Linked DNA regions of Homo sapiens: region 2 is linked to region 1. Evidence: read pairs that join two places in POLR2A ChIA-PET (ENCODE). Cell type or tissue: GM12878. All regions are shown on one strand. Links, peaks and the distances in the headings refer to the core of each region. The heading gives the core; the rest is flanking DNA.

Evidence for each region. Peaks named below come from ENCODE experiments on the same cell type or tissue, not always from the same donor. Only the 100,000 strongest peaks of a DNase experiment are listed, where the experiment ranks them.
Region 2: POLR2A ChIA-PET joins it to region 1 with 8 read pairs; 11 of 35 experiments call an interaction of 5 or more read pairs at or near these places.

What each region holds. Positions count from the first base shown.
Region 1 is chr2:196,174,991-196,177,914 of GRCh38, reverse strand. It overlaps a transcript of STK17B not described here. Among named protein-coding and RNA genes, the nearest start is that of STK17B, 4.9 kb to the right of the region's middle. RefSeq lists an enhancer at 1,355-1,614. In GM12878, for the core only: no CTCF peak of the experiment used is centred there; a DNase peak (open chromatin) is centred at 1,574; H3K4me3 peaks cover 1,102 bases; H3K27ac peaks cover 1,793 bases.
Region 2 is chr2:196,100,530-196,103,453 of GRCh38, reverse strand. No RefSeq gene overlaps it. Among named protein-coding and RNA genes, the nearest start is that of DNAH7, 33 kb to the right of the region's middle. RefSeq lists enhancers at 1,862-1,961, 2,232-2,381, 2,402-2,491. In GM12878, for the core only: no CTCF peak of the experiment used is centred there; DNase peaks (open chromatin) are centred at 1,673 and 2,033; H3K4me3 peaks cover 213 bases; H3K27ac peaks cover 2,152 bases.

The sequences.
Region 1 (2,924 bases), core at 93-2,592:
AGGTGTGAGCCACCGTGCCTGGCTAGTTTTCTTATCTTTAAAGGAGGAAAATATAGCACTGTAACTCATAGGAGGATGTGAGCATTAGATGAATTAACATAAGCAACACATTTAGAACAGTGCCAGTTTCATTATTTATGAACTGTTGTTGCCATGTACACTATGAGGCAAGTATATTATCTCCATTTTACAGATGAAAAATAGAGGCACAGAGATTTTCTAACCTGGTCAAGATCTCACAGCTGGTAAATTACAGAACCATTCTCTCATAATCTGTGACCTTTTAAAGGTTTCTGAACAGCTCTGAACTTACTGATTCTTCGGTAAAAGTGAAGCCATGAAATGCTGCTCTATAAATCTAAAGGAAAGGCCAACTACTAAAAAGATTCAAGAATCTTTGAATATTCTCAATGTCAGGAATGCTGTGATAATCAGGAATAGTACCATTTCCCACATTACTAATGCTTTTATGCCACAAAATGGCTCAACTTTCAGAGTAGATTGGCCTTCTCAATGTTCATGCTATCACCTTACACCAGTTGACACAAAGATCACTCCTAATGAGGGAGTTGCTGGGGATTAAAAGTTGGCTCTGCCTTATCTATATCTGCTACTGCCTGCTGTAAGAAGACTCACTACGTGAAGGGTTTCTGGAAGGGTACCTGCCATGTACCCTGGAGAATGTGATAGCAGGTTGTCATTCATGGTATATGCAGTTGGCAGAGGAAGTTTCTTAGCAAAGTGAAAAAGGAAGAGATTTATTAGGGAGAGCTAGTAGGCGTTATCTACTCAAATCAAATAGACAGCACCCTATATTTATACCCTGTATTTATTTCTTTGCACCACTTGATATCTACTTCCTTTAAACACTAGTGACTAATTTCTTTATCTCACACGGCCCCCTGGACTCCACCATTTGTTGACCCTTAGAGCTTCATTCCGAACTTGGGTGTCTCCACCAGATAGATACTGAAAGGAAAAGCAGTCACCTCCCTCTCCCCTTTCCTTTCCAATGACATTTTTCTCCCAATGATCCCTACTAGCATCAACCATAAGATGTGAGGAAAATCGAAAGTATCTTATAAAGCCATTTGACAAATATTTATATAGAACCCACAATGTCTTGAGCATCTTGCTAGTCACAGGGCGCAGTAGTGCACATGGGGAGCTGGCAAAGCACTGGTAAATAATAATAGCTTGTAGGAACAGAACCAAGGGTTTATTCTTGTTAGGCACTGTTCTTAGTATGCATTATCCCATTTCAATCTCATGGAGGTAGCTATTATTATTATCCCCATTTCACAGATGAGAAAACTGAGGATCGCCCAAAATCACACAACAAGGAATGGGCAGAACTGGGACTTGAAGGCAGGGCTGCCTGATGTCACACACTTAACCACACATATATCTTCTCTTTCTCTCTCACAGCTTCTCACGAGGTAGAACTTTAGAGCCTGGTGTGTTTGTGGCTGGAGCATAGCAGCTCTTCTACAACTTTACTGTAGTTTCTACTGAATATTTTGGTTTGCAAATATAAAGGATTCTCTGAAGCACAACCTTAAATAACGTGTGGTAGACACCTGGGAGAGGAAAACTGCAGACAGAAAAATGTGGCCGGATGCTCTGTGGGCGGGCGGCAGCGATGTTCGGCCAGGTGGCTCCAAGGAGAGGAAGCAGTGATGCATTGAGGTAAGAGAGCTGACAGATGAAACCACATGGACCCTAAGACAGAGTGGAAGGAGGGTGCCTTAAATATTGTAGGGTGTGCTCTTATCAGGTTATGAGAATGCAGTTGGGATACAGGTTTGCTTTCTCTTGCCTGTATCATCGGAGTGATGATTCAGATAAATTTAAAAATTACTTTATTCTGAAGTATGTCTGATGTGAAGAGGCTTAAATAATATCTTAGGATTAAGAGTCAGGAGACCTAAATTATTGTTCAGATATGTACCACCGAATTTAGGTGTGTGATCTTTTGCAAGTCCCTCAACTTCTCTCACTGTAGGTTTCTTCCCTTCTAAAACAAGGGAGTTGGGTTACTGAACTGCAAGAATTTTTCTAGCTCCAGACTGCTCTGATTGTCTCTAGCACTGGAAATTTAGACACAATTAGAAGGCACGTTTCTAGCCCTTCAGACCTACACTGCCTAACTTAGTAGCCACATGTGGCCATGAAACACTTGGGATGTGGCTAACATGACAAAATTTTCTATTTTATTTCATTGTCATTAAATTTATATTAAGAAACTGATACTGTATTTAGTTATTGAAAAACTTTATTTATTTTTGAGACAGAGTCTCGCTTTGTCGCCCAAGCTGGAGTGCAGTGGTACACAATCTCGGCTAACTGCAACCTCTGCCTCCTGCGTTCAAGTGATTCTCCTGCCTCAACCTACTGAGTTGCTGGGATCACAGGAACCTGCCACCATGCCTGGCTAATTTTTGTATTTTTAGTAGAGACGGGGTTTCACCATGTTGGCCAGGCTGGTCTTGAACTCCTGATCTCAAATCATCTGCCCGCCTTGGCCTCCCAAAGTGCTAGGATTACAGATATGAGCCACCACACCTGGCGTGAAAAACTTTAGTTTGTTCAAAACAACTTAGGAATGTGAATCTGCTTTTTGCAACAGTAAATTTTGTGAAATCTAAATACAGATCAAGTGTTTCCGATGAAAATTTGGCATCTGAATTGGGACATGCTGTAAGTATAAAATACTAGATTTAAGACAATATTAAAAAAGGAAGTAAAATGTCTCAATAATTTTTGTTGATTACATGTTGAAATGACAATGTTTTAGAAATATTGGGTTAAATAAAATAAATTGTTAAAATTAATTTTATCTGTGTTTACTTTTTAAAATATGACTAGTAGAACATTTGCCAATGTGCGTGGCATTTCTTTTGGACAGCTTTTACAGGACAGGT
Region 2 (2,924 bases), core at 188-2,687, 75 kb after region 1:
CTTGTGGCCCCTTCCTCACATCACTCCAGTCTGTGGCTTCCATCATCACATCTCCTAGTATTGACTTTCCTCCTTTTTATAAGGATCTTGGGCTCTCCTGGATAATTCAGGATAATCTCTCGATCTCACGATCCCTAATGTAATAACATGTGCTAAGTCCCTTTTATCATTGAACTAAATTAACATTTTCATAGGTTCCAAGGATTAGGACATTGACATCTTTGGGGACAGTGGTCATTCATTATTCAGTCTATCACACCAGGTGAACTAAACCAACCCTAGAGACAAATTCTGGATGAGAGCTGCAGTCACAGCCAGCTCACCCATGTAGTTAGCGGGAGTACATGGGGCTTCGGAAAAAGGCTTTTCTTCCTAATAAAAGAAAGCTTGATATGACTGAGCTGCTAAATCAATCCACCCTGCAACCCTAATTTTGGACTTCTTGTATAGAGAGATGATAAATTCCTTATTGTTTAAACTCCATTTGATATAGTGAAAATTGCACCAAAAATCATCCTAACTGGTCTTCAGGGGTAGGAACCTGAATTTACTTTCGATTTCTGGAAGAGTATTATAAGCCACAAACTATCAACTCCTATATACGTTGAAAAAATAAGCATTAATGGTAAACTGTAGGTATTGAGGAAATTGTGTTCATGCAAAGGGAATGAACATGATGAAGAGGGCTTGGTAAACTGTAATTATGATCTCCTCTATATTACTTTACTACTAGCCAGCCATGCCAGAGTGTCTGCCATCATCTTTCTCTTTGCAAGTGAGTATCTTTGTTCCTAGTTGGTATCCCTAATTTAGCCCCAAGTGATCAATCCTTCTTGCCTCCTCATCTCTATAACAACACTTGATAATTAAATTGTGTCTTTTCTATGTGCCAGGCACTGCTTTAAGAGCTTTGCCTGGGTTAAATTAATCATCAGGATGAGACTTTGAAATTGTTACTACTGATATTCCCATTTTACAGGTGAGCAAATTCAACTGCAATTTCCTCAATAACCCCAGTTTACCATGAATGCTTATTTTCTCAGCTTGTATAGGAGTTGACAGTCTGTGGCTCATAACAGTCTTCCAGAAGTTGAAATAAATTCAGGTTCCTACCCGTGAGGACCAGTTAGGATGCTTTTTGGTGAAATTTTCACTATATCCAATGGGGTTTAAACAATAAAGAATTTATTATCTCTCCAAACAAGAAGTCCAAAATTAGGGTTGCAGGGTGGATTGATTTAGCAGCTCAGTCATACCAAGATTTCTTTTACTAGGAAGAAAATACTTTTTCCAAACCCCTAAGCAGTGTTTCTTTTTTTGGCATGATCCCTACGCCATTCACAGGCAAAGGGGAATGGATGATCCATGACTCCTCTCTGAGACTGAGCCTAACTACCATGAGCATATTGTTGCCTGATCCCTGAACAAAGCCTGGGGTCTATTAGCAAAAGGAAAAGTGAGGGAACCAAAGGAGCCTTACTCTCCAGGACATCTGCACGCCACCAGAGTGCAGAATGTAAGCTGTCTTGCATGCGTATGAAAAACATAACTCTAACACTGACCCCAAGGTCTCTCCTGCTGTGCATAACTAATAGGCCCTGTGACTGCTTACTGCTGTGATGCAGAACAGACTTCACAGGTGCTCCTCGGCTGGGACTGGTGTGGCAGCGTGGGAGGCAGGGGCATACTGTCACTATGACTGAGCAGAGTATTATTGGAAATGGTGTTTGACTCCCTTCTTATTGGTGCAACTCAAAAGGGCAATGTAGTAAACAGTTCCAGACAAATTTGAAGACAAGATGTTTTTCATAAGGAAGGAAAAAATTCTCACAACAAGCCAAATGTGCATCTTTTCAGATAGGAGCCCTTCATATTCACTGGAATTTCTTAAAAAGTAACTTTCCACATATTTCCCCCAAAATAACCTATTTCACTAAGAGTAAAGCACGTGGCACCTAATTTATCTTCCCTGAACAGAGTAGAGCTGAGTCACTGACACAGAACTGAAACCTTCGCACCCAAGCAGGCTCAAGGGACTGAGCCAGAACTGATTCTCAGATAGCTCAACCCTCCCTCCCTCTCCCACAATAAAGGTTCATATCAAAATCACACTCTGAACATCTGACTCATATCTTGTGATTATTGAACATACTCCTCCTGTACCAATGTTCCTGTGGACATTTGACCATTTCCATGTTCATTTCTTAGGGAAAACAGGATTGTTTAGCTGGAGGTTGAATCAAATAGATATACATATTGAAACCAAGTGTCCTCTCTTGCTGTCTGAACATCCAAACAAAGCTAGGAGCAGCCCCCTTACCATTAATCAAGGACCAGATAAACAGCTATCTGCTGAAGAGGACTTCTGCAGCAATGGCTTAGCCCTCACCTCTGGCACAAGGAAGGATGGATGGGTGGGCTGCAATTAGTTGGCATGTTCAAAATAAGAGACAAGTGGCAGGGAACACCTCTTGGTTTGACTTCAGCTTGCATCACTGTGGCTCTTGACTGCCATTTCTACTTTTCCTGTGTAGATCGAAAGCTCTAATCCTTACCCCTAGTAAGTGCAATAGTGCCCTTTGTACAGTTGGAGACCTCCACCTCCTAGTTTGAGCCAGAATGTGTTCTGTGCGTAAATACATTACATGGAGTCCAAGAGATTTCTTTCTTTCTTAATTTACACATAATAATTGTACATATTCATGGGGTATGTAAGGATGTTTTGATACATATAATGTATGATGATTAGATCAGGGTAATTAGCATATCCATTATCTCAAACATTTATCATTTCTTTGTGTTGGGAACATTCAATATCCTTCCTTCTAGCTATTTGAAACTACATATTGTTAACTGTAGTAGTCCTACAGTGGTATAGAACACTAGAAACGTATTCCTCCTCCCTTGCTCTGATTCTGTAACCC